Linked DNA regions of Homo sapiens: all the other regions are linked to region 5. A link is a contact called in ENCODE Hi-C or POLR2A ChIA-PET data. All regions are on one chromosome and are shown on one strand. Each heading gives the region's core, a stretch centred on a gene start or an enhancer-like site at or near the end of the contact. The rest is flanking DNA. Distances are from core to core; before and after follow the strand shown. Region 1 holds the start of TSPAN17 (tetraspanin 17). Region 2 holds the start of MRNIP (MRN complex interacting protein). Region 3 holds the start of CBY3 (chibby family member 3). Region 4 holds the start of CANX (calnexin). Region 5 holds the start of HNRNPAB (heterogeneous nuclear ribonucleoprotein A/B). Region 6 holds the start of SQSTM1 (sequestosome 1). Region 7 holds the start of RNF130 (ring finger protein 130).

What was found. Hi-C counts contacts between places; a loop is a spot of excess contacts on that map. ChIA-PET counts read pairs that join two places held with the same protein, here RNA polymerase II (POLR2A). Pooled maps may share reads with other maps.
Region 1: a loop to region 5 is called in a map of CD4-positive, alpha-beta T cell, with 3 times the contacts of the local background. The contact joins the promoter of TSPAN17 here to the promoter of HNRNPAB in region 5. A Hi-C loop is called at or near these places in 1 of 168 maps with a recorded cell type or tissue (CD4-positive, alpha-beta T cell), 1 of 37 single-sample maps with no recorded cell type and 9 of 50 pooled maps. POLR2A ChIA-PET finds 5 or more read pairs at or near these places in 1 of 52 experiments (endothelial cell of umbilical vein).
Region 2: a pooled map shows a loop between it and region 5 (8-fold over the local background). The contact joins the promoter of MRNIP here to the promoter of HNRNPAB in region 5. A Hi-C loop is called at or near these places in 6 of 50 pooled maps. POLR2A ChIA-PET finds 5 or more read pairs at or near these places in 2 of 52 experiments (HepG2 and Panc1).
Region 3: a pooled map shows a loop between it and region 5 (9-fold over the local background). The contact joins the promoter of CBY3 here to the promoter of HNRNPAB in region 5. A Hi-C loop is called at or near these places in 6 of 50 pooled maps.
Region 4: a loop to region 5 is called in a pooled map, with 15 times the contacts of the local background. The contact joins the promoter of CANX here to the promoter of HNRNPAB in region 5. A Hi-C loop is called at or near these places in 4 of 37 single-sample maps with no recorded cell type and 9 of 50 pooled maps. POLR2A ChIA-PET finds 5 or more read pairs at or near these places in 3 of 52 experiments (GM10248, activated CD4-positive, alpha-beta T cell and activated naive CD4-positive, alpha-beta T cell).
Region 6: a map of naive thymus-derived CD4-positive, alpha-beta T cell shows a loop between it and region 5 (4-fold over the local background). The contact joins the promoter of SQSTM1 here to the promoter of HNRNPAB in region 5. A Hi-C loop is called at or near these places in 1 of 168 maps with a recorded cell type or tissue (naive thymus-derived CD4-positive, alpha-beta T cell) and 10 of 50 pooled maps. POLR2A ChIA-PET finds 5 or more read pairs at or near these places in 2 of 52 experiments (HepG2 and activated CD4-positive, alpha-beta T cell).
Region 7: a loop to region 5 is called in a map of B cell, with 20 times the contacts of the local background. The contact joins the promoter of RNF130 here to the promoter of HNRNPAB in region 5. A Hi-C loop is called at or near these places in 3 of 168 maps with a recorded cell type or tissue (B cell, ascending aorta and naive thymus-derived CD4-positive, alpha-beta T cell) and 8 of 50 pooled maps. POLR2A ChIA-PET finds 5 or more read pairs at or near these places in 1 of 52 experiments (activated CD4-positive, alpha-beta T cell).

What each region holds. Positions count from the first base shown.
Region 1 is chr5:176,645,703-176,649,269 of GRCh38, reverse strand. It overlaps TSPAN17 (tetraspanin 17), which reads right to left and starts at 1,786. Exons shown (of 9, transcript NM_130465.5): 1 at 1,568-1,786. The coding sequence starts at 1,654. EIF4E1B (eukaryotic translation initiation factor 4E family member 1B) reads right to left here. Exons shown (of 9, transcript NM_001099408.2): 9 at 2,626-3,404. The coding sequence ends at 3,290. RefSeq lists enhancers at 1-526, 2,888-3,182, 3,453-3,567 and a silencer at 1,555-2,214.
Region 2 is chr5:179,857,329-179,860,983 of GRCh38, reverse strand. MRNIP (MRN complex interacting protein) reads left to right here and starts at 2,167. Exons shown (of 7, transcript NM_016175.4): 1 at 2,167-2,253. The coding sequence starts at 2,188. It overlaps MRNIP-DT (MRNIP divergent transcript), which reads right to left and starts at 1,981. Exons shown (of 2, transcript NR_134283.1): 1 at 1,772-1,981; 2 at 1-954. RefSeq lists silencers at 1,606-1,735, 2,636-2,745 and an enhancer at 1,806-2,005.
Region 3 is chr5:179,679,368-179,683,007 of GRCh38, reverse strand. It overlaps CBY3 (chibby family member 3), which reads left to right and starts at 1,974. Exons shown (of 2, transcript NM_001164444.2): 1 at 1,974-2,135. The coding sequence starts at 2,090. It also overlaps a transcript of CANX not described here.
Region 4 is chr5:179,696,490-179,700,356 of GRCh38, reverse strand. CANX (calnexin) reads right to left here and starts at 1,390. Exons shown (of 15, transcript NM_001746.4): 1 at 1,255-1,390. RefSeq lists enhancers at 136-195, 1,756-2,285 and silencers at 1,006-1,295, 1,336-1,745.
Region 5 is chr5:178,202,749-178,206,596 of GRCh38, reverse strand. It overlaps HNRNPAB (heterogeneous nuclear ribonucleoprotein A/B), which reads right to left and starts at 2,064. Exons shown (of 8, transcript NM_031266.3): 1 at 1,857-2,064; 2 at 1,551-1,782; 3 at 587-755. The coding sequence starts at 1,759. RefSeq lists silencers at 1,091-1,500, 1,531-1,640, 1,661-1,880, 2,181-2,250.
Region 6 is chr5:179,818,971-179,822,787 of GRCh38, reverse strand. It overlaps SQSTM1 (sequestosome 1), which reads right to left and starts at 1,883. Exons shown (of 8, transcript NM_003900.5): 1 at 1,647-1,883. The coding sequence starts at 1,851. RefSeq lists silencers at 1,269-1,448, 1,459-1,718, 1,829-2,078, 3,379-3,558 and enhancers at 1,672-2,381, 2,989-3,148, 3,549-3,817, 2,902-3,817, 3,804-3,817.
Region 7 is chr5:180,069,753-180,073,193 of GRCh38, reverse strand. RNF130 (ring finger protein 130) reads left to right here and starts at 1,435. Exons shown (of 9, transcript NM_018434.6): 1 at 1,435-1,738. The coding sequence starts at 1,492. RefSeq lists a silencer at 1,085-1,164 and an enhancer at 1,054-1,761.

The DNA of each region.
Region 1 (3,567 bases), core at 537-3,036, 1.6 Mb after region 5:
CCAGTCAATTCAGCCTCTTGACTTTCCCAGCAACCTCCCTCACCTTTCCCACCTCACCATCCCAGCTTTGCCCCAGCCCTGCCCCCATTCCAAACCTCCAGGCCCTGCCCCTCATCCACCCTCCACACAGCAGCCAGGCAAGCGGTCTCCAGAACAGAAGCCAGATCAGACCCATCACTGGAAGCCCTCGCTTCTCCATGCCACCTTAACATAACACCCCACGCTCCGCCCCAGCAACAAACCCGGGTCTCTCACGCCTGCTCCCCCTCGGTATTTGAGGTTACTTCTGCTCACAGCTCTGCCTCACCTCCACCCTCTGCCCACTAAGCCGTCACCTTGGCTCTGTACTTTCTGGCTGTGTGACCCTAGGTAAGTGACTTAATTTCTCTGTGTCTATTCCTTCAGTTTCCCCATCTGTAAAATGCAGATAATAAGGCAGTTGTGAGAATACAACAAATTGAACTCATTGTATCTGCCTAACAGCCCTCACAGGCAGATTCTTTATCGTCGTCTCCCAGGCAGGCAAGCTGAGGCCCGGAGAGGAGAGATGACTTGCCCAAGGTGTCCCAGCCAGGCCTGCTACAGCCAGGCCTTCTGACTTCTTTGCCAGTGCTCCCACACACTGCCCACACCCTCAAGAGCCTAGCGCTGCAGTGCAAGGACACCCACCACACCAGTGAGCTCGGTGACACGTGGGTGGGGGGCAGTGCCACTGAGTCTTGCTGAACACAAGGGAAAAGGCCTGGCATCTTGACCCAAGGCCTCAGGAGCAGAGACTGCAGAGGGCCACGGCTTTGGAGAGATGGGAAAAATGACCTGGCAGGGCCCAGGGGGACAGATGCCACCCTGGGAGGGGCACTAGTAGCTCCCTTCCCCGGTAGGGGCAGACCCGCCCAGGAGCCTCAGCTTGTCAGCTGTGGAATGTTGAATTCTGTTCCCCAAGGCCAGCTCCCAGGCTCTCAACCGGGGAGATCCTCTCCCAGCCGCCAAGGACTCGCCATTGTCCCTCCCTGCCCCTCCTGGCAGGTCAGCCTCCTTGTGCGGGACTGGGGTGGGCAGAGGACTGTGACCCACCCCACTCTGCAGGAGCCTAAGGTGAGGCACCTGACCCAGGTACTACTGGAAGGGAAAGGAGGCCGGGGAAGGGGCCTGGCGGCTCCCTTCACGCCAGAATCTCCTTACCGGCTAAACCAGGGGTGGGGCTTGGCACGCATCCCACATCCCAGGGTAGGAAGGAGGGCTGGGCGAGAGGGGGCAACCTGCACCTAGCACGCCCCTGGGGTCTTCAAGGAAACACCTTCCCTTTCTCCACCAGGCCTCGGGATTATTTAGGGAGACTCCCTACCCCAACCCCGACCCCACGCTGTCGCTAGGACCCGCCCCCAGCAATCCGGGCCTCTGTAGCTACCTCGGGTGGTCCTGGAAGTGGGCGTGGGTGTGGCAGAAGTGGGGGGATGGTCCCGAGCTCCAAACTCTTGGGGCAGGGAGTGGTCTCCCCCAGCAAAAGACTGAATCTCCCTCTCCCACCACCCCCCAGCACAGGGCAAGGCGCAGACCCCGCGCTCACCCAGAAGACAATGTTGAAGCCAAACAGGAAGTATTTCCCGCAGCAGCCGACCTCAGGTTCCTGGAAATGCTGGTGCTTGCCGGGCATGGTGAGCGGCCACCCGCCGGCCCGGAAACCGGAGCCGGGAGCCAGGCCCAGCGCCCCGCGGGCCGCCCTGGGCTAGAGCCGCCCGGGGCCTAGCCGGGCGGCTGCGGCTTCATGGCCTCGGCCACACAGAGCGCCGGTCGGGCCCCGCCCGCCCCTCAGGGACCGCCCTCAGCATCCAGACCTCCTTGCCCGGAGCCCTGCTGTCCCCGCCTCTGGACCGGGCCCCGCCCCCACAGCCCTCAGTCCCTTTGGAGTCCCGCCTCCTGACCTGGCTCCGCCCCCATAGATCAACTCAGTCCCGCCTGAGCCCCGCCTCTGGACCTGGCTCCGCTTCCCGAGCTCCGCCCCCACAGCCTGATTCGGACCTCCTCGCAGCCCCGCCTTCGGCCAGGCCCCGCCCCCGCGCAGGCCGCCGCCGCGTTTCCCAGCGTCCTGCAGACCCGCCCGGGACGCCGGCTGATGGCGCCGGAGGCCGCCGGGGTGTAGAAGCCTTGCTTCCCCTGCTGGGTACCAGCGCCATCCCAATCCCCAGCCTGCTGTTGGAGCCCATCCCAGGGGAAGGTTAACTGCTGCTCTGGCAGGCGAATGGGGAAGCTGGTCCGGATTGAGTTTTTAACACGTGCAGGACGTTTTGTCATTGTGGAGTCGCATCAGGCTCACCTTCACCCAGCGGAAATCCAGCTCTACTTATCCTGACTCAAACTCAGGCCAAACGAGGGCCTGGGCCTTGGTGCCACGCCGGCTGCGCCCTGCCAGGGGCATATGCCCCCCGGAACCTGGCTCAAGCCCCCTTGGTGGCTGAGTTTCCCCAGCCACACCCCCTGTCCTCCATACTGGCCAGGGTCCCGGTCAGGCTCCTTGGTACCCAGTGATCTCACATGAGCCCCTGTAAGACAGGACAGAGGCAGATCAAAGTTTGGGGGAACCTGAATCTTACTCCAGTTTGAAGCCCTCTTAAAAATAATTCCAACTTTGTTCAGAAGTATTTATTTAAAACAGGAACAGAAAGATGCTTAAGCTTTTATTATCAAGTTTATCCACTTCCACCACTTCTACCAGAACCTTGGTGAGGCCTAGCCCAGCATCCCTCCACCTCCACTTCAGTCTGGCCCTGAGGCAGGCAAGGCCCAGACAGCCCTGGTCACAGCTGGGGAGAAGGGGAGCGGCCTTGCAAGGCTCTCTCAGTCCTCAGCAACCCACGTATCCCTCTGTACAAATGATGGCGTTCACCCTCCAGAATGTCTGTGCCCTTGAGCCCACCACCCATGGAAGAGTCTGTCTCTCAGGCCACCTCACCTCCTTCCTGGGTGGAAACAGTAAACGCTGGACTATGGGTTTCTCCGCCTACCATAGAGCCCTCCTTCCCCGCCATGACTCACCCCACCCTCAGGAGTTTTTTCCACCCTGCTGCTGTCCTGTGGCCCCAGGACAAGCTAGGTCCTCAGACTGCCACCACTACCCCCATCTAGCCCCTAAGGCTCAGGCCCCAACTCATGTTAAAGAGTGTTTGCATTCCTGTTCACTTGAGGACAGGTAAGAACTAGGCTGTCTGATCCCCAGTCCCGCCCCATCCCCCAAAGTAATGAGGCTCAGTGGCGGCTGTCCCATTACATAGGAGGGGTGCCAAGGCCCCCCTCACACCACAAACTTGTTCTTGGCTAGGGAGTTGCTCTTGGTGGCTGTGTCTGCATGGGCCTGGTACCCAATGATGGTCTTTGGGGAGAGGCCCAGGCGCTCTTTGTATACACGCCTGCAGGTGCGGGGGACACAGAGGAAAAGAGACACAGGTAGTCATCAGAGGGTCCTAGAGATAACTTAGGCCACCAGACTCCTACCCTCATTCTGGCCACAGCCACACCTGTTGTGTCTTACCCATGTGGAAACCCAAAATATGACCCCCTTAATGCAAAAGG
Region 2 (3,655 bases), core at 918-3,417, 1.7 Mb before region 5:
AAAACTGCTTACCAAGTAATATAAGTTGCATCAAACCACTCATCAAATCATTCTTATAATTTCCAAGAAAAAAAACTATATACATGAATTTTTAAAGGATTACCGGTTCATTGCCAAAAGGAGAAAAATATACAGAAAAGTAGAACAATTTTTCCTAGTGCTACAGATTACTCAGTATTTTGGTGTTTATTCTGTATTTTTTTTCAGAGTTTAACTGATGTCATATATGAAATTTTTATTCTACTCCTTTCATTAAGCATAAAACATTTTTTGCAGATGCTTTCTGTTCTCAGCCACAGTAGCTCAAACGTAGAAATGAAGGAAAACCACCCAAATGAGAAACAGTATTCAGAGCTTGCTACAGCAAGGGAGTCAGCAACATCCCCGGTGTGGGTAGGCGCAAGGACGCAGGGGGTGGAAAACGGGGAAGGCTCCAGGTGGTTCTGACCGCAGGCTGTTGGAAACTGGAGGTGAGCTAACAAGAAGCAGGATGTTTTCTGTGACTGGTTTGGGGAGCGCTTTCTTGGGTTGGTTCTGACATGGGGAGGGTGGTACAAAAAATAGAGGAGCAAGCAGTCCTGACCACGTCCTTCCCAAGCAGCCGACTGCCCGGTTACTGCAGAGGCTGCAGTCAGTTTATTGTCATTCGTTATCTGACCATTGTCTATTGGCATATTGTCTCTCAATTTTTTTTTCTAACTACTTACTGTACAAAAGTTGGAAAAATTTAAAAATTAGCATTACCTACGACCTTAGCCACACACACACACACACACGCCAGAAAATAATGCCGGTGTCACAGAAGTCAAACGATGTACTGTAATTCTGTAACCTTGCCTCTCCACAGCACGTTGTCACTTCAAACTCAGGTTCTTGCTGATGGAACTGCCTAAGAGTCCGTGCCGTTCTTCAGAACACTGATTTCCATTTCTTCCTAGTATTCTTCAGGGAACACTAGGGAATGAATAATAAATCACCTAGGTGAAGGGATTCCTTTCTTGGGGTAGCAGTATTGCCAGGTTGCTTTCCACGGTTTTGCACTTGACCGTTCTCCCAGCACCCTGTCAGAGGGGTAGCCCTCCCTGCACCCTTGTCAGGATTGGGTGTTTTCTTCAACGGGATGGTTTCTGCTGTTAAAAGCGAGTGTCGGCCGGGTGCAGTGGCTCACGTCTGTAATCCCAGTACTTTGGGAAGCCGAGGCGGGTGGATCACCTGAGGTCAGGAGTTCGAGACCAGCCTGGCCAACATGGAGAAACACCGTCTCTACTAAAAATACAAAAATTAGCTGGGCGTGGTGGCGGGCATCCGTAATCCCAGCTACTGGAGAGGCTGAGGCAGGAGAATCACGCCACTGCACTCCAGCCTGGGCGACTGAGCGAGACTGTCTCCAAAAACAAAAAACAAAAAAAAAACACCTCGCTTTTTTGGTGATAGTCACTGTGTAAAAGTTGGAAAAAAAATTAAAATTACAACCCTAGACACCGAGGGTTGTACGGTGGGAGGTAATTTTAATATTTTTTGTATTTTATTTTCCAACGAGGTTACAACCCTAAGCCACACAGGGTTGCGGCGTGAGCGTCGGGCTGCGGGGGCGCCTCCACCCTCCGTAGGGTGGGCCTGGGACGCTCCCGGGGCTGCAGGGGGACCGGCTTCGCGCTCGGCGGCCGCGCGCCTCCGCCGCCCTCTCCGGGAAGCGTGGGTGTGGTGAGCCCCTCCGTCTCCCCGTATTCCACCCCGGGCTCCGGTTCAAAGGCTAACTGTTCGCTGCTACCTAAAAGCACGGCAGCGCAGGCCTGGCAGGGCGGCCCCTCAGCCCCGCTCCGCGTTGTGTCCAAGGACTGGTCAGCGGAGGCCCTGTCGTCTCAATTCCAGTCTCCCCAGGGCCGGAACCAGTGCCTTAGGAAGATGCGGGCACGGCCCTGGTCAGACGACGAGTCGGCTACCAGGAATCCCGCACCCAGGACTCTTTCCGAGGTCGGAGGGGCGCAGATGACCAGCGAGAGGCGCGGCAGGCTAGAGGGATCCCAGTGCGCAGGGGCGGGGCCGCGGCGGCCGGAGCGAAGAGTATAAGCGCATGCGAGACGGCGTAGGGGACTAGAGGGTTCGGAGCGCGTGCGTGGGGCGGGGCCGCGGCGGGACAAATGCAGAGCGCACGCGCTTGGCTGCCTGGCGACTGCACAAGCAGGGATGGCGTCGCTTCAGCGTTCTCGGGTGCTACGCTGCTGCAGCTGCCGCCTCTTCCAGGCGCACCAGGTCTGGCGGGTGCCAGCCCCCTCCTCCTCCTCCGGCGCGGGGACAGCGGACGGGGAGTGGCGGGGCTGTGGGTGTTGTCTCGAATGGCTCCGGGATGCACCGGGCCCGAAGGAGTGCAGGGACCGCTGAGGGCGGGTCTCATTGGGGTCGCCCCCGCATAACGTTCTGAGCTTTTTGTTTGGTTCTTGTACAAACCAGAGGTAATGGTTCTGCGGAGGTGGCCTCTTGTGAATTGTAGCAGGTAGTGGGAGAATCCGGTTGAGTATAGCATCCTTTACGCAGAGCCTACCCCACGAAGTAGCGCTGTCGCAGTTTCAGTGAGAGGGGGAGGACGGTTCTTAGAGACCGAGCGCGCCGCGGCGGCGTCCCTGCTCCACACCTGGGCGCCCTCTCCGTCGCCCCGCGCCTCTGCCGCCGTCCGTTTCCGCGGGGCCAGGGACTTGATATGGCTGTTCGCCGACGCATAAACCACGGGCCCCGGAGTCTTAAAGACAGATAATCTGTGTTTCTAGGACATATTTGCCTCCCTAACTTTCAGCGTGCCAGATAGAGAATGCCACTTAACCTTTTCCGGATCGCACCTGTCTCCCTGCTTGATATCACTTAACACTGCAGTCACCGTATCTGCTTCTGATAGTCCCTCCCTCCTAATTATTGGTAATCTGCTATGCCCTGAGAAAGAATAGCATCAGACTTCTTCTTCTTTTTTTTTTTTTTTTGAGACGGAGTTTCGCTCTTGTTGCCCAGGCTGGAGTGCAATGGCGCGATCTCGGCTCACCGCAACCTCCGCCTCCCAGGTTCAAGCAATTCTCCTGCCTCAGCCTCCCGAGTAGCTGGATTACAGGCATGCGCCACCATGCCCAGCTAATTTTGTGTTTTTAATAGAGACAGGGTTTCTCCATGTTGGTCAGGCCGGTCTCGAACTCCTGACCTCAGGTGACCCGCCTGCCTCGGCCTCCCAAAGTGCTGGGATTACAGGCGAGAGCCATTGTGCCCGGCGTGGATCAGACTTGTTTAAGAGGTATGTTAAAAAGTCAGCAAGATGCTGAGTATGTGTCTGTAAGCTTGCATTTAATGCTAAGCGTTTGTAAGGGCCATTTTAAGGGCTCAGAAACTTTTTACTTATTTTCTTTCGGGAGCTGGGTCCTAAGAGTTGCAAATAAAGGGAGATCATTTGCATTTTTAAATTATTCCACGTCTAATGTTTCATGCTGTTTTTTAAAAACAAATTTTCCGTTTATTTTTATTTCCTTTTTTTGTTTTTGAGACAGAGTCTCACGTCTCACTCTGTCGCCAGGCTGGAGTGCAGTAGCGTGATCTCGGCTCACTGCAACCTCCGCCTCCTGGGTTCAAGCGATTCTCCTGCTTCAGCCTCCCGAATAGCTTGGATTACAGGCGCGCG
Region 3 (3,640 bases), core at 725-3,224, 1.5 Mb before region 5:
TGCAGTCAGGTGGGTGGGCTTAGTAGGTAGGACTGACGTCATTTCCTTCCACTGTCCGCACACGTGGCACGTGTCCTTCAAACATGCCCAGCCACTTCCCTCCTCTACCCCCAGGTCTTCAAGGGATTGGGGTCTCCTTATTGTTCAGGTTTTAGCAAGAATGTCAAGGGCCTTCACCGAGCACCACATCTAAATTACTTCCTACTCCTCACCCTGTCCCAAAATCACTTTCTGTATTTCCCTGGTTTGTTTTCTTCACTGTACGTATCAGAATTAGGGTTTTTTTTTTTTTTTTTTTGAGACAGAGTCTCGCTCTGTCACCCAGGCTGGAGTACAGTGGTGTGATCTCGGCTAACTGCAACCTCTGCCTCCTGGGTTCAAGCGATTCTCCTGCCTCAGCCTCCCAAGTAGCTAGGATTACAGGCATACACCACCATGCCCGGCTAATTTTGTATTTTGAGAAGAGATGGTGTTTCTCCATGTTGGTCACGCTGGTCTCAAACTCCCAACCTCAGGTGATTTGCCTGCCTCGGCCTCCCAAGGTGCTGGGATTACAGGCGTGAGCCACTGCACCCGGCCAATTTTTTGTATTTTTATTAGAGACAGGGTTTCACCATGTTAGCCAGGATGATCTCGATCTCCTGACCTCATGATCCGCCTGCCTCAGCCTCCCAAAGTGCTGGGATTACAGGCGTGAGCCACCGTGCCCGGCCTGGATATTCTTATTAATTTAATCATTCCTTTTTTTTTTTTTTGAGATGGAGTTTCGCTCTTGTTGCCCAGGTTGGAGTGCAGTGGCACAATCTTCGCTCATTGCAACCTCTGCCTCCCAGGTTCAAGCAATTCTCCTGCCTCAGACTCCTGAGTAGCTGAGATTACAGGCACCCGCCACCACACCCGGCTAATTTTTTCTATTTTTAGTAGACACGGAGTTTCACCATGTTGGTCAGGCAGTTCTCGAGCTTCTGACTTCAGGTGATCCACCCACCTTCCCCTCCCAAAGTGCTGGGATTTACAGGCATGAAACATCGCGCCTGGCCCTCTTTTTTTTTTTTTTTTTTTTAAACACAGGGTCTCTATCGCCCATGCTGGAGTGCAGTGGCACAATCACTGCTCACTGCAGCTTTCACCTCTTGGGCTCAGGTGATCCTCCCACCTCAGCCTCTTGAGTAGCTGGGACTACAGTCGCATGCCACCACGCCCAGCTAATTTGTTTTTGTAGAGATGGGGTCTTGCCATGTTGGCTAGTCTGCCCTTTCATTTTCATCATCTATCCTATTATCTTCCTCCCTCCTCAGCTGGCGCCCTACTGAGATCCCTATCACTGGTGGTGCACCCATCCCATAGGTGCTGTAGGAGCTGGCTGGTAACTCTCAGCTGCCCTGGCCAATAACTGACATGTAGAAGGAGGGTACAAAAGACGGGCTCCCTTGCTTTAAGGAGGCCTAACTGTGGTGCCATTTGTGCTCAGAGTTCCCCATGAGAGCAAGCGGAAGCTAGTCTCCACGTGAGACCACACTCTGGCTCAGCCTTAGCCTTTTTCTCGCCCTGTCTTGCTTCCCTCACCCCCTTCTCCTGAGAGCATTTCCCCAATAATTCACTTGAACAAGAATGCTCAGCTTAGGCTCTGCTTCTAGGGAACCTGACCCATGACACGCTCTGTTAGCTTCCTGAGAGACTATCTTGTTAGTTCCCCTAGAACAAATTCCTGTCTTGGACTCTGCTTATGATCACTCCCTTCATTCCCCTGCCAAGAATGACAGCTCAGTGAGGGAATATGTTCTTCACTTCCCTAGAACTGTTCCTAGAACACAGTAGGTGCTCAATGATGCACTGAATGCATGCAGGGGAGAGCCCAGAGTCTATCTGACAGCTCAGCGGTCAGCACCCCTTCTTGTCCTGGGGTGGCCTGGCCTGGAGGCATTGTGAGTCATAGCAGGTGGACAAGAGCTGAGTGGGTCAGAGATGGGACTAGCCCTGGGACAGCAGCTCAGCAACTCCACCCCATCTTCCAGGTGAGGCACAACATACAGTGAGGACTAACGGGGAAACATCCTCCGAGAAGATACAATCTCAAGGGTGGGCCTGGATGTGGGCTTCCAGAGACCATCTCCCTGAACCAGATCTTGGGGATGGTATGTACCATCCAGCCTCTGTCCACCTATATGTGAGGGATAAGTGTATTATGAATTAACGAAGGCATAACAGAGGGAACCCTGCTCTAGTTCTTTCTCTTCTCACTGCCCATGGGCAGAAGAGGAATTAGAAACAACACATAGCTCCCTTTTTCACATAATAGAATCAGCACTTACTGGGCAGGGGTGGGGGGTGCAGAGAGAAGTGAGCAAAATGGGACTTGTCTGTTATCTGGACTTTGGACTTCCTGAGGGCACAGTTTGTTTGGAATAAAAGTCATGTTTAGTGTGCACAATCCCTGATACTTTGAGCCCTATGCATAGGTCTAGCCCATGGCACACACCCCAGGATGTCAGTGAACACACTGGACTGTGGTCTATACACGCATCTGTCTTCCAAGCTGGATTAGGAGCACCTTGAGGGCAGGCAGAGGCTGTTTCAGGTCCCCTTCCCAAGACCAGAGTCTGGCACAGAGCAGATGCTAGTTCAAGTCTATCAAATGACTGAATGATGAGGGCAATAATGCTGTTGGCTATGCTAGATATCCTCCCAGATTGCTTTCAGAATCCAGATCTAACCCCGGCTTTCTAATCCTTCAGCAGTTCCCTCTTACCCACAAAAGGAAGTCTAAGCTTCCGAGCCTGCCTGTAGGGCACCTTCACATAGTGCACTGGTCCACCTTCCCAGCTTCCTCTTCTGCTCTTCCCAGCACCAATCCTATCCAAGCTCGTGTTCACATCTGAAATATGAAAGTCCTGCCCTGCCGGGTACAGTGGCTCACACCTGTAATCCCAGCACTTTGGCGCTGAGGCGGGCAGATCACCTGAGGTCCGGAGTTCGAGACCAGCCTGGCCAATAAGGTGAAACCCCATTTCTACTAAAAATACAAAAAAAAAAAAAAAAAAAAAAAAAAGGCCAGGCGCAGTGACTCATGCCTGTAATCCGGGCACTTTGGGAGGCCGAGTTGGGTGGATCACCTGAGGTCAGGAGTTCGAGACCAGCCTGGCCAACATGGTGAAACCCCGTCTTCACTAAAAATACAAAAATCAGGTGGGGGTGATGGCAGGCGCCTGTAATCTCAGCTACTCAAGAGGCTGAGGCAGGAGAACTGCTGGAACCCGGGAGGTGGAGGTTGCAGTGAGCCAAGATCGCGCAATTGCACTCCAGCTCGGGCAACGACAGCGAGACTCAGTCTCAAAAAAAAAGAAAAAGAAAGCCCTGCTCGGCTCTTCCCTCTGCCTAGAAGTTCTCCATTTTCCATCCTCAACCCACCTGGCAAAGTCCTACTCCTCCTTTAAGTACCTACTTACTTGTCTTGCTACCATTCCCTACCCCTCACCCTTCCAGCTGCAACTCAGAACAAGGCCCTCCTCCCGTCCTTCATCTGCATATGTATCCCAGGGCCTGATCCTCAGTGGTCTTTGGGGAAGATGGTTTAGGTGAGACTGCTGCCTGTGCAGCGTGGAACGACGGGCTCCTCGGTGGCCAGCAGCTGGTGAGACAC
Region 4 (3,867 bases), core at 141-2,640, 1.5 Mb before region 5:
AATAAAATTCTTCCCCCTTAAAAAAATCTACTTATTAAAAAATTAAGCAAAATCTTCCATTTCCTAAATCAGAGGTAAAAAGACTTAACTATGGTTAATCTTGTCCTCTCAATCTTTTAATATTAAGCTCAGTTTAACTTCCCTCAACCAGCAATCACTTGTGTCATGCCCAGCGGTAATACACAATGCCCGGTTTCTTCTATCACCATAACTGTGACCTCAGGTCCTGCGAAACAGGACTGAACCAGTTCACTAGGATGGCAGTGTATTGGTCCAAAGGCATTCAGATTATAATAACGTACCGCAATGATCATCGAGCAGTTACTAAATGTCGGACTTCCCTGTCTTATTGTATACATATCTTAATTTAATCCTCACAAATCCATCGGGTATTATTATATCCATTACTTGACAAGAACGGGGGCACAAAGGGTAAGAAAACTGCCGAAGTTCACAGAGCAACCAATGACCAATCAAAGACTCGAGCCAGGGCCTTAGCGTTAACCACTGCACGGTCTATCCCTGAACTATAATCCCAGCACCATCAGTACACTAATCGCATGACCTTGGGCCAGTCATTTCATACCTCCAGGCCTCCGGTGTGGAAAGAGATGCACTTAGATGAGCTTTCGGGGGCTTTCCTGCTTTTAACGCCCTGTCCCTCTCCAACTGGATTACTCGCCTCCAGAATAGGTGCTGTAACTGCTAAGTTTCTCAACCACTGCGTGTTCTCCTTCTGGTACATTCCCCTTTCTCTTCAGGGAACTAGGGTCCAGTCTCCGCTTTGGATTTTCAAATATTAAACTGTAACGCTAGTTGTAAACATTCCCTCTCGGTCTAATACCACCCTTCCCTACTACTAGGGGTACCTAGTAGGCCCGATTCCACCCTATACTTTTACCCAGTTACTCCAGCCCACCTCGCGGCTGCCCAGGCAGCCGGCAAAGAGGCCTAAGAAAGCCCTAGAAGCAAAGCCATAGGAATAAGTCAGCTTTCCCAGAGGTCAAAGAAGGCTGTCGGGCCACCTGCCACGCCTCCCGACCCCGGCGGCGCGGCCTGGGCCCGCAACCCAACCAAAGACGCCCGGATTCGGGCCTCCTCGCTCACGGCGGGCGCGTCGGCCAGGGCCTGGGCCCTCAAGAGCCAGCCCGACCCCTCAGTCGCCGGCCACGCCCGACCCCTCAGCCGCAGAGGCGCTCCCAGCCCCCCGAGGTCCTCACAGGCCCGAGGACGCGCTCAGGTCTCCCCTCTCACCTCTAGCCTCCCGGGGACCGCGGGGGTGCCCGTGCCCCTTCCCGCCCGCACACCTTGCCCCGCGCCGCAGTAAAGAGAGAGGCGGAGGCGGCCCGACCGTCACGTGCCGCAGAACCAAGAGGCCTCGGCCACCGCTGCCGCGCGAGCGAGCCCCACCGCACGAAGCCCGGCCCTGTGCCCGCCCCTGGCCCCTGAGTAGCCACAGCCGGCGCCAAGTCCCGCCCTCCCGCGCAAGCCCCGACATCCGGTTGGCCGGCGTGGGCATCGCTCTACGCACCGTCCCATACGCCCCCTACGGCTATTCTTCGTGGAGTGTGAAGATTGGCCGGGAGTGAGGCAGGAAGTGGCTGTTGGTTGGGCGGGAGGTGAGGGGCGGGCCACGCTGGATCGAGACCGCCGGGCGCGCGCGTCTCGGGGCGGGGCTGGTTTAACAGGCGTTCCCGCGTCGGTTGCTGTGGTGCCTTCGGGGCGTTCCAACCCAACCCCCAGTAGCCCTCACCCGTCTGGTTCCTGGAGCCGAGACTTGGGACGCATCGCGCGCCCTTCGCTGACGGGGCAAACGGCAGCCGGCAAAAGGGGTAGGAGTCCGACGATCGGCCATCAGGAAGGGCCCGTTGCAGCGAACGCGGGCCCCTACGGGCGTGAGCAGAACCCAGCGCGAGCGCCTGGCCGGATTGGCGTGCACTGCTCCGCGCTGTGTGAGCCGGCGCCGCAGTTCCTGCAGAGTCATGGCTCGGCCCAGGAGCCTGCGCAGCCTCGTCGCCCAGCATAACACACAGTCCAGAATAATATAATCCGAGGTTATTTGAACTTTCAATTTATGTTTCCTGAAGTGAGATTAGGTGTCAGGGCAGAGAGATACAGGGATGACAGGACGAGAGAAAGGATGGTGCCATGGAAAGATTTAAGATACGCCACCATTTTAGTAACCCACTCTTAGTACATCTTCAGTTTTCAGTATGCTGAGAACCTCACAAAATGGAAGTGGCCCAGGGTTTTTCTAGACCTTTAGAGATCCTGATCTCTTGTTCTCTATTTGTTTGGACACCCAAAGGCTTGACTACTAGGGTGGAAAACACTAGAATCAGCGAATGTATCACTGATCTGAAAAGCCCTCTTGCCACCGGGAAGGGGAAGAAAGGCAGGGTTTGGTGTTTGCATGAGTTAGTATCATCCAACCCTCAACCCCCAAATTTTTTTTATTTTTATTTTTTTGAGACGAAGTCTTGCTCTGTCGCTCAGGCTGGAGTCTAGTGGTGCGATCTTAGCTCACTACAACCTCCGCCTCCCGGGTTCAAGCGATTCTCCCTCAGCCTCCCGAGTAGCTGGGATTACAGGCGCCCGCCACCACGCCCGGCTAATTTTTGTATTTTAGTAGAGACAGGTTTCACCATGTTGGCCAGGCTGACCTCAGGTGATCGACCTGCCTCTGCCTCCCACAGTGCTGGGATTACAGGCGTGAGCCACGGCGCCCCAACTTCAGCCCCAAAATTTGTGTAGGAGAATTTTGGTTTCCTGTCTACCTGGGGAAGCAGCTATTCAAAGCAGAATAAAATTCTGGATGCTACATGATCCAAATAATGAGCTTAAAATGTAGTTACAGGAAGTACATTTGTGAGCAAAAGAGCTACTCCTGCAAAGGTAAGTGCCAAAAGACTGTGGTACTATGGAGAATTCAATGGGATTCTGAAGGGGAGGGACTGCTTCCATCCAGAATGGACTGGCAAAGAGGTCAGAATTGGCTGGGCGAGGTGGCTCTCCCTGTGATCTGAGCACTTTGGGAAGCTGATGCAGGTGGATCATTTGAGGCCAGGAGTTCAAGACTAGCCTGGGCAACATAGTGAGACCCCTGTCTCTACAAACATAAAAATAAAAAAATTAGCCTGGCATGGTGCACACCCGTAGACCCAGATACTAGGAAGACTGAGGCAGGAGTATCCTTGACTCCTGATTGAGGAGGCTGCAGTGAGCTAAGATCAGGCCACTGCATTTCATCCAGCCTGGGCAACAGAGTGAGAACCCGTCTCTAAATAAATAAATAATAAAAACAAACAGATGTTTTACATGGGCATCGTTTGTGCAGTCCAAAGCAATTACAATAGTAACATCAACCTGGATCACCATGACAGATATAATAATGAAAACATATTATACGAATTCCCAAAATGTGACAGAGACCAGAAGTGAGTACGTGCTGTTGGAAAAATGGTGCTTATAGACTTACTTGATGCAGGGTTGCCACATTCAATTTGTAAAAACACAGCATCTGTGAAAACCAATAAAAGGAAGTGCAGTAACAAGAGGTTTACAGCCTGTTTACATTCTGACATGGAGCAACAGTCAAGATTTAGTGTCATGTGAAAAAGCACAGAGAAAGGTGTGTTTCCTTTCATACTGAAAAGGGAGATGTATTCTCATACATGTAAGCTTGGCCAAACAAGCTTACTAGAAAGAAACACGAGAAACTGCTAGGAAAGGTTAATGCTGGAGAGGGGGCCTGAAACTCTAGAAGCAGAAATACTTTCTTGGCCAGGCACAGTGGCTCACGCCTGTAATGCCAGCACTTTGGGAGGCTGAGGCGGGCGGATTACCTGAGGTCAGGAGTTCAAGACC
Region 5 (3,848 bases), core at 815-3,314:
CCAACCCAATTTTCATCAAACCTCAAGTACAGCTGGTTTACCTCGACACCTAGAAAACAGTCCTCACACTTAAGCCTTTGATCATGCTCTTCCTGCCCAAGCAGTCCCAGCGTGAGGCCCATCTCCAGAAGCGAAGCAGCAGGGACTCGGAGCATAGGCTGAAGATGGGCCACAGGGGAAGGAATCCTCCCTCCACTCCCTACTAGCTGTGACCTCTTCTACTTACATTTCTGAGCCTTAGGGTTTTGGTTTTTGTCCTGTAAAATGGGGCTAAAAGCCTATCATACCAATCATGGACTCTCTTGTAATCCTCCCAGATGTTTAGCGCCGTACCCAGAATAGGCACATAAAAGGTAATGAATGTCAACTGTCATCTTCCCGAACCACTCCAGCACATTCTCTCACTCCCAGCTTAATCTGTATTTTCATCCCCTCAAAAACCGGAACATAACCTCCGGCTTTGGGTTTTGCCCAAAGCACTTAAATCACATGCAGACCACACAAACTAGTCATGCTTTAAGAAAGGTGTCCTCTTAGAATTCAAATCGTTTCCACTGAGACTGCTGAAATCCAGTACCCAGCTTACCTTCTCCACACTGGCTGCATCTTTGAACAGGATAAACCCAAACCCTCTTGACCGTCCAGTGTTGGGATCCATTTTTATTGTACAGTCAACGACCTCTCCAAATTTAGTAAAATAGTCTTTTAAATCTTTTTTGCTAGTATCCCAGCTCAGGCCACCAACGAACATTTTTCTGAAATGGTAGGGTGAGACACACGGCAACAAGTCTTGTAAGCAAGCTGTGATTTTGGAAAGGACTGGCCCTGGCAAAGTTCTCACGAAGTCTACAGCTACCCTTAGAGTCTGCAAGGAGCACCTTAGAAAGATGTTAAATCTCCACTACCCTCCAAATTGAACTCAACCAGGACCCTAACGAGGCTTAACAAGGCTCTGCAGCCCCAGCCTGTGAGAAGCAAAGAAGGGACCACCTCACCAGGGGTATGGGACCTAACCACTCATAACTGGAAATTCATGTGTTCTACAACCATGTAGCAAAGGGCCAGCGTCTCCACCAACTCCTGAGAACTCGTTTCAAGGAACTCGATGTTTCCGGGGACCAAGCCCGCCCAGGGTTCAGACCGTGACTCCGCCCCCGGGAGAGGCGGAGGAGGGAGGTCCGGGCCCCGGCTCGCGCCAACTCCGCCCACGCAGCCGCCGGCGCGGCCCAAGACGCCGCCGGGCCCCGGGTCCGAGCGCTTTCCCTCTTCCGGGCCATCCGCCCGCCCCTGCGCCGGCTCCGGCCCTGGCCCTGGCCCTGGCAGCGCGCGAGCGGCCCCGGGGCGGCGCCAAAGTCGACCCAACAAACTCCCGCAAACTCCAGCGCGAGTGGCAGCGCCAGGCCCGGCCCGCGAACGCAGCGGCGACAGTCCGCGGGCCGCACCAGCCCCGACCCGGGCCAGGCCGCCGCCCCTCCCCCCGCCGCGTGGCGCCAACAAAAGGCGGCCCCGGAACAAAGGCGGCGCCCCCGTCCGCCCGCGGCCGCACCTACCCCGCGTCCTCCTCGTTCTTGCTGGCGTTGATCTGGTCGCCCTCGGCGCCGTTCTGATTCCCGCTCGGGGGCGCCGCGGTCGCGCCTCCAGCCCCCGCCGCGGCGCCCGTGCCAGCCCCGGCCGGCGACTCGCCTTCGGGGACGGCCTCATGTCCGTTCTCGGTGGCGCCCGTCGTCTCCATGGGCTGCTCCTCGCCCGCTTCCGACATGCTAGGCCGAGGCGCGGCGGCTCCTGCAACCAGCGGCGACAGCGCGTCAGGCCGGCGCGGCTCCCGCCAGAGCTCCCGCCCGCCGGCCGCCGCTCACCTCGCCGCCGATGACGCCGCGGGGCCCGCTCGTCCCCACCCGCAGGGGAAGGCGCCGCAGGCTCGGCCGCACTCAAGCTCGCGCTGCTGAGGCCTCGCCCCAGTCAGCCCACGGAGCTGCTCCAACTGTGTCTCCTCCTCCTTGGCCGCCGCCGCACGGGAACCCACCGACCAACAGCCAAGCTCCGTCCCGCGCGGTGCCGCCGCCTGACAATGCCGACTCGTGGCGCCCTTTATAATGCCGGAGCCGGGTGCCACATCGCAACAAACTGCACACTCATTGGCTGCTCAAGTCCGTCACTCAACCTAGCTTCAGCGTCCCATTGGCCGCCACGGCGCGCGCGCTCTAGACCTGGGCGGGCTTTGTCCTCATTTTAGAACGCGCGCGAGTCCGGCCGCTACGGAGGGCTCCCGAAGCCGGGCGGGACGGCGCCGGGTCCAGGGCGGCGGGCAGCTACAGCACATCGGTGGGAGGGCCTAATCGGATTGTAAGCTCGTCGAGGCCGCTGGTCTCTTGCTCTCGAGGACTCCATCCCAGCATTGGCAGCCTCCGCCTCCCCATGTCCCAAAAGAGGAAACTGGGCTGGAGAAAGTTTCGCAGCCCAAGGACGCGTGGCTGGAAGTGGCAGAACCCGGGCTTCCGAGGTTGGGCGAGTGGGGTCCTCCAAGGCCCTCAGCACGGGTCGGAGGGATTGGGACTGAACCCGCCATCCCCCTGGACCTTGGTGCCCTCCAAGCCCCGCGCTCGCGCCCTGTCCGTCGCCTCCCCCAGAGATGCTCTGCAGGGACGATGAGACCTTGGTGTTCCCCGGTTCTCTGTCCCCTGGCACCACCTGAACGATTGACATCGCATTTGTACTTTTGTTTACTTAAATTTTTTCCTGTAAATCATTTGTCTTTCTTTTTCTTCCTTTTTATTATTTTTTTTTTTTTGATGGAGTCTTGCTCTTGTCGCCCAGACTGGAGTGCAATGGCGCGATCTCGGCTCACCGCAACCTCCGCCTCCCGGGTTCAAGCGATTCTCCTGTCTCAGCCTCCCGAGTAGCTGGGATTACAGGCATGCGCCACCACGCCCGGCTAATTTTTTTGTTTTTTTAGTAGAGACGGGGTTTCACCATGTTGGCCAGGATGGTCTCGATCTCCTGACCTCGTGATCCGCCCGCCTGGGCCTCCCAAAGTACTGGGATTACAGGCGTGAGCCACCGCGCCCGGCCTTTTTTTTTTTTTTTTTTTTTTTAAACAAATACGGAGGCCGGGCGCGGTGGCTCCCGCCTGTACTCCCAGCACTTTGGGAGGTCCAGGCGGGCGGATCACGAGGTCAGGAGATCGAGACCATCCTGGCGAACATGGTGAAACCCCGTCTCTACTAAAAATACAAAAAAATTAGCCGGGCGTGGTGGTGGGCGCCTGTAGTCCCAGTTACCGGGAGGCTGAGGCAGGAGAATGGCGTGAACCCGGGAGGCGGAGCTTGCAGTGAGCCGAGATCTCGCCACTGCACTCCAGCCTGGGCGACAGAGCGAGACATCGTCTCAAAAACAAAACAAAACAAATACACCACTCGTGAACTCACGAGGTAAAGGACAGGGTGGGGGCGTTGTTCTCTTCCTAATACACAAAACTCCTTTATATTATCTCCTTGACCACAAAATTTTAAAGGCCTCGGTAATCCCGTTATTCCTTTTAATCATATGGGTGGTGGGCCCCAAGGCAAGCAGGATTACAACCTCTGGAGCCTGCAGGTTACCAAATAGCAACCCAGAACACAAGGAACTAGCGTTTCCAGTGGATTCCTGCAGCCAGGACCAGTGTGGTGGGCTGGGCATTCCATTTTCTCTTCTGTATCTTAACAACCAAAGTAAGGTGGTATGGTCACCAATTTTATTTATTTTATTTTTTGACACAAGGTTTTGTTCTGTAACCCAGGCTGGAGTCCAGTGGCACGATCACGGCTTACTGCAGCTTCAACCTCCCGGGCTCAAATGAGCCTCCTGCC
Region 6 (3,817 bases), core at 634-3,133, 1.6 Mb before region 5:
GCACCTCCTGGAAGGTGAGTGCTCCGACCTGGGCCCTGGACCACAGCCACATGCAGGGGGCGGAGGGCCTGTGCACAGGGGCAGCAGCTTTGGCTGCTGCACTTATTTAGCCTTGGGCCAGCTGCCTTTTCAGAAACGTGCCACCTCATTCCCCATCCGACCAGGCCCATGTCCGTCTTCAACTGTGGGAGATCCCTGCCTGTGACCTGCTCCTGAGGGGCCCAGCCCCACAAAGGCCTTAGACTTCTAGTGGCTTGGGAGTAAAGGAGAAGACAAGGGCATCTGCCTGCTTCCTTCCCTAACAAAGCTGAAAGACACGTATTTGTATGTAGTCTCCATTTGTGACAGATACATATGAGCTGAAATGGCTTTAAAGCACAGCTGTGCAGACCAAACCACGCCATCCACCGAGGGCACAGGTGAGGCACCCAAAGATGCAAACAACCCAAATGTCTGTCAACTAATGAACAGGTAAACAAAACATGGCCTGTCCACACAACAGAATATTATTCCTCCAAAAAAAACTAGTTCTGATATGTGCCACAACACTGAACACATTACACTAAGTGAAAGAAACCACTTGCAAGACTACATTGTCTGATTCTATTTACATGAAATGTCCAGGATTGCAAGATGAATAGATACAGAAAGGAGGTTGCTGGGGGCATGTGGATAAGAGGGTGATAAAAGGTATGTATGGCGTTTATAAGGTGATGAAAAGCTCTCACACTGAATATGGTCCACAAACCTATGAAAATAGTGAAAACCACTGACTTGTACACTAAATGGGTGAACCCTTATTTCAGTTACAGCTCAATAACATCACAATTTTTTTTTTTTTAAGAATAGGAGAGGGCCTGGTATGCTGGCAGCGCTCCAGAGGGAGGTCCTAGCACTGCACCCTCCCAGGGGCCGGCCTTGGCCACCTCCCGCCCTCCTGGCCACAACCACCTCCCTAACCCCACCCCCAGCAGCCACTGGTCACACCAGCGCAGCAGGAAACAGGGCTTCTGTGCCAACACCAACACTTCTGAAGAACGTTCTCGTCCACTTGCCAATGGGAAAACATCTGTACTCGACCTGGCTCGGAGCGTTCCGCCGGCGATCCGTGCCCTTCTCCCAGGCGCTGTCGCGGCGCTCGCGAGTCCCCCGCACCCCCGCGCTTGTTTACCCGCGTCACTCCCTCCCCTCGCCGGCGCTCGCCCGGCTCCTCCAGGGCATTATCTGAACCCACCACCTGGCGCAGCAAGGTGTCAGTGTAACCCGAGTGCCCGCCTGACCACCCAGTGCCCGCGGAGAGCCAGAGCGTTCGCCCCGGCGCGTCCTTGCCAAAATCCCCAACAGCGCGGGGGGTGGAGCGGGGCGTCTGACGCCCCCAGGCTCGAGCCCCCGGCCGGCAGGGCTCCACCGCCCCAGGGGGCCGACGCTGAGCAGCGGGTCCCGGCCTTGGTCACCACTCCAGTCACCAGGCCGGCTCCCATGGCCGAACTGGGGACCCATGCAGGCCACCGCCATCCAGGGAGCAGCCAGCGCAGACCCCCTCACGGCCCGCCAGGCGTCGCCGAGAAGGGAGGGGGCAGCCACCCCGCGGCAGGAGGCCGTGTCCGGCCTGCGTCACCGCCCCCGCCGCTCCCCGGCCCGCTCACCGCGGTAGTGCGCCTGGAAGCCGCCAGGCCGCAGCGCGGGGAACAGGGCGGCCACCCGGCTCAGCAGCCGCTCGCAGGGTCCCGGACCCGCCGCAGCCTCGGCTTCCGCCTCAGGCTCGGGGCTGCAGCAGAAGCTGAAGCGGCGAATCTCGCGCGCCGCGTCCTCCTTGCCCAGAAGGTAGGCCTTCACGGTGAGCGACGCCATAGCGAGCGGCGAGCTGGCGGAAAACGGGCCGTCCCGGTCGCAGCCGCCGCGCGGCTTTTGTAGCGAACGCGGAGGCCCCGCCCCGCCTCGAGAGGGGCGGAGTCTCTCGCGCCCTCCCCGCCCCCGCCACCGTCGTCGCGGCGCGAGAGCCGCCCTGCAGAGGCCCCTTCACTACTCTCCCCTTCCCCGCTACCCCTCGCTCCAGGTCTCCCGGCCCCCTCATTGCTGACCCCTCTCTTCATTGCCCCGGTGCACCAAGGACCCCAGGAAACCGGCCCTGGCACTCATACAGGCCTGGGCTCCAGCCTCTGCACCTGGGATCAGGGTACTGGCGGGGGTCCAGCCCCTCGCCCCTCCCAGGCTTGGGCCTGGCCATGACTCAGCAATATCCTCAGTTGGGGGTACCCAGTGCAGGGAGAGGGGGACACAGCCCCCATATCAGGAGGCTGCTAGGTCGCCCAGTGGGCACTGCTGGCCAGAACAAGCTGGCTCTCAGGTTGCTGTTCCGACCCTGCCATGGTCAGCCTGCCGCGGTGGCAGCCCTCTTACAGCGCATGGCATCCTCGGTGATGGGCAGCGCATAGCATACTCGGTGACGGACCCCGACTCTGGCCTGAGCACCAGAGAAGTTCCCAGTTTAGTAGGAGTGGAGTTGAGAGGTGCTGGAGGACCAGCTAAGGTCTCCTGAGTGTCAGTGGTCGCCAAGTGTTCACTGTGGTCCAAGTGACTCCTTATGGGCTCCTCAATTCAGCAGGTAATGCCCATGGCCCTGTGGGGGCTCAGGCCCGTTGGCCTTGTGGGCAGCCAAGGGGGTCAGCCAACAGCCTCCTCAGCTAGGAAGGAAGAAACACTGCTTTATGCCACCAGAGTAACCTGTCCGCCAGAACTGGGGCAAGGAGAGGGGCAGGACGAGTGGTCACCCTCTGGAGCCTCCCAGGCAAGGTCCTGTGAGTAGGAGGTCAGAACCTGCTGGGTCCAACTCATGCCATTTCAGCCCAGGGCTTGCAGGAGCTGGAGAAACCTCCCAGGGGAGGAAACCCAGAGGGAGGCAAGAGTGGCTGGATGGGGCCAGTCAGGTGCGAAGGTGATGTGTGGGTGTGCGCACAGCAGGGGCTGGTCCACAGGTGTGAATGATCCTTCCCGGAGGGCTCCGAAGTGGGCAAGGCTTCCACCCTGCCCAGAGCAGCCCTGTGGAGAGGGTTCAGGCCTCTCCCTGCATCCGGCGGTGGAGAGTGGAAAATGCCCCAGGGCCTGCTGGAGCCACTGCCTTGCAGACAGGGGCAGGGGACACAGAGGGGCGTGCTGGCAGAGGCTGTGGCCTACAGACAGGTGCTGGCCAAGCGTGACTCAGCAGCCCAGGCGCCTGAGAGCCACGTGGCCCCCGCCGAGGGCCGGCTTTCCTGCCCCAGCCCCCGGCTATGGCCCGGTCTGAGCAGGGTGAGGGACACAAGGAAGGCCTGTGGCTCTGGGAACATAGCTTTGAGGAAGCGCTCAAGGCGCCCCACTCACCCCCAAGAAGGAGCTCCTTTGCTTTCTCGCCATTTGGCCCGTTTGGGATCGCGGGAAGTTTCCGCGGGGGCTAGGGGCATGTGAAGAGACTGGGGGGGGGGCGGGGAGGGGAGAAGGAAGCACAGAAGAGGGAGTCTTTGGGAAGCTGGGGTGGACACCCGGCTCTGGCCCTTCCCCGCACGCCTTGCGGCCCCAGCGGCCGCCCTGCCCCCACGCGAGGCCGAGGCCTCCCGGAGGTAAACAAGGCGCGGCGGGAACCCCCTGGCAGGGCCCTCTCCTCCCGCCGCGGAGGTCAGGTGGTCTGGCCGGCAGTGAGTCAGCGTCCCATGACCGCTGTCGTAATAGGGGGATCCCCGGCCCCTGCTGCCACCCATCTCAGTGACCTCTTACCTGGAGGCTGGGCTGGGGAGTGGCTCCGGGGTCACCGTGAGTCCCCTGAGCAGGAAGAGCGTGCAGC
Region 7 (3,441 bases), core at 186-2,685, 1.9 Mb before region 5:
TTTGGGGAGCCACCTCTTTTCCGGATTTTCAGAACATTTGGTTGTGCAAAGCTGACTCCACCCACTTCCCGCAGTAGGAGACAGGAGACTCAACCCTGGCTGGTCAGAAGACGCCAAACTTTCCCCCTCCGCCTCCCCACAAAGATCCTGTAAGTTCCTGAATTCGGCTGCACTGCCCCATTCTTCCTTTTAGCTGATACTTTATAGCGATGTGTATCTTTTAAACGCCATGGAGAGAGAAAATGAGAGTCGTGTGTGTGTGCGCGCGCGCGCGTTTCGGAAGGTGGAGGGGGGGTTCCCACTGCAACCCTCTGGTCCGGGGGCCCCTGGAGTAGTTCACCTAGTCACTAGAGCAGGGGCTCCCCAACCGCCCGGCCGCGGACCTGTACCGGCCCAGGGCCTTCGAGGAACCAGTAAGCGAGCAGGAGGTGAGTGAGCATCACCGCCTGAGCTCCGCCTCCTGTCAGATCAGGGCGGCATTAGACTCTCATAGCAACGTGAACCCGGCTGTGAACTGCGCATGCTTGGGACCTAGGTTGCCCACTTCTTACGAGAATCTAACGCCTGATGATCTGAGGTGGAGCAGCCTCATCCGGAAACCACTTCAACTCCCTCAGTCCCTGGAAAAACTCTCTTCCTGGAAACCCGTCCCCCAGTGCCAAAATGGTTAGGGACGGCTACCCTAGAGGTCTTTCCCAACCACTCGTGTCCCTGCAGGTCCGGGCCAGAGACATCCCCCATCCATGATGTCAACCGCATGACGTGAATGTTAAATCTCATGACATTTAATTTTAAACATTTCTTTTAAAGTTATGGCTTTTTTTCCTTTGTAGTCTGTTCTCACACATTTCCATACGTCCTCGCAAATCTCCCGGGCTCCACGCCCTGCGGCTATCACGCCTGACAGAGAAACAACCAGCACCAGCGGCTGACCCGGCTGCCCGGGCCCTCGTGCAGGCGGGCGGGAGCGGACAGGCCCTGGCACGCATGCGCTCGGGGCGGGACTGCGCCTTAGGCCTGCGCGTTGCCGCTAGACCAGCGGGGGGGCGGGGCGGCGGCGGACACGCGCCTCAGGCGGCAGCCGCGCGAGAGGGACTTTGTGTTCCGCTGACCCTCCTCGGGGCGCTTCCTCCCGTGCCGCCCTTCCCCTCCCCCGCCGCGTCCTTGCGAGGCGCCTCCCATTCGGTGGGACCGACCCGGGGGGATGGAGGGGGCACGCTTCTACAACCCTCCTGGGACCCCGAAGAGACGCCCGCGTGCGACCTGAGACGCCGCCCTCGCCGAGGGCCCATGGGCGCGTCCCCACAGGCGGGCAGTGGACGTGAGGGCGGCGAGCGGCGGGGCCGCGGCGTCCAGGAGGGCCGCGCTCGGGCTCGGCCCCGCGCAGGCCGCGCGCGCGCGCTCCCGCCGCCGCCCGGGCCGCGCCCGCCCCGCCTCTAGGCGCCGGCCCCGGAGCCCGGTCCGCGAGCAGCGGCGGCTGCCGGAGGGACGATGAGCTGCGCGGGGCGGGCGGGCCCTGCCCGGCTCGCCGCGCTCGCCCTGCTGACCTGCAGCCTGTGGCCGGCACGGGCAGACAACGCGAGCCAGGAGTACTACACGGCGCTCATCAACGTGACGGTGCAGGAGCCCGGCCGCGGCGCCCCGCTCACGTTTCGCATCGACCGCGGGCGCTACGGGCTTGACTCCCCCAAGGCCGAGGTCCGCGGCCAGGTGCTGGCGCCGCTGCCCCTCCACGGAGGTGAGTGCCGGCCCGGGGGCGGCGGGCGGTGGTCGCTGCATCCCGCGTAGGCGGCGGGACTAGGGTTCCCGGCCCCGGCTCTGGCCCTGGCTCTCCCGCGCTGCCCGGCCGACAGCCCCAGCCAGGGTCGAGGCTTCCGTCGTGGACAGCCCGGCCTGCTCCCGTGGGAACCAGGCTCCAGGAGCGTGACTGGGTTTTTCCCTTCTTTTAAAAAAGACTTGGAACGGTCATCTTTGCGTTCAGGCAGCTCGTTTGCTGGAGGGCATTGAGCTAGGAGTTTGCAGGGACAGCGTAGACAAAGGAGGTGGTGCAAGAGCGCAAAACTACTTCATGGGGAGGACGTCTCAGCCTGTATTTTGGAAGCGGCAGGTTCCTCAAATCACGGACTTAAGGCTGCGCTAGATCTGGAAGGATGCGGCCCTTTTCTAATATAAAAACGTGCCGTTTTTCTTAAGTGGTAAATTGGGGGGGGGGTGTAAATGGAAAATGGACATCTTCCCTGTTGCTTTTGGCTCTTGTTCTTGCCCTAGTAGTTTTACTGTAATTTGACGCCTGAAAATGTCACATTATGAGGATCTGACACTAATCGGAACTACTAGCCAAGGCTTTTCAGGTCACGGGTGCCGACCAAAAGGGAAATAGGTAAAATTTTCAAGAATTGTCTTTGAAACCATTCGGCTTAATGTCATGTTTTCCTATGAACAAGGACTTTGTTTAGTTGATTATTTGGTGTAAACATGTATTTGTTTAAATTATTAGTCATGGTTTGAAAGAAACCTTTTGCACATCGTGGAATATGATTTTTTGGGTTTTGGCCCACGCTGAACTTTTGGGAGATATCTGCCATTATCCCCACCCTCATTGTCACCCTGAGAATGCTGAGAGGGGATTTTTCTTTTCTAAACTGCTGTTCATGTTAGGATGACCTAAAGTAGGCAACCTAAATAAAGTCATGATTTGCTTGTACACTCTTAAGATACTAACATATTATGCCCCTCTGAGGTCTGTATTTGTATGCCAAAGTGCTAAGCTGTTTTCTTCTTTGAGACAGTCTGGCTGGGGAAAAATAATCACATAAGGCTTTTACTGTAGCCTGTCCGCAACTCAGACTAGGCTTTGAAAAGTCCGTTTTACACCAGTAATCAGGTGCTTAAGGTGCATATCTCATCTCTACTGTGTTAAAAATGGCAGTTAGGGTCCCAGCTTGGCCGTAGAAACAACTTTTGTCTTGGGTTCATTCAGTAAATATTTGCGTTCCTGCTCTGTGCCAGTCACTGTGGTTGAGATGCACAGTGTTGCCAGACTGGCAACTAACAATGGTAGCCTCTTTTCTGGTGGAGAGAACCGTGAGGGTCACGTGGAAGGGTAGAAAGAGGAAGGGGAGGCAAGCTGTTGTGGAGCAAGAGCTGGTCCTCTGCAGTGTTGTGAAATCTGTGGTTTGTCTTTGAGGCTTGGTTCCATCAGGCACCCCAAATCCATGGTCTGAACTTCAGATCCTTCCTCCACGGTGTTCGTGTGCTTCAGCTACTTGTTGCTTGCCTGTCACCCCAAACAAAAGCCCCGTCTTTGAGAAAGCTTGTTTTAGGTGTTTCTGTAGAAGGGTATTGGAAACTAACTCATGTGTATTGAGGTATGGATGAAGATTAGTCCTGTTCCCCTCTCAGTGGGGAGGCAGCATTGTAGGATTAAAGGTTCTGAGTCAG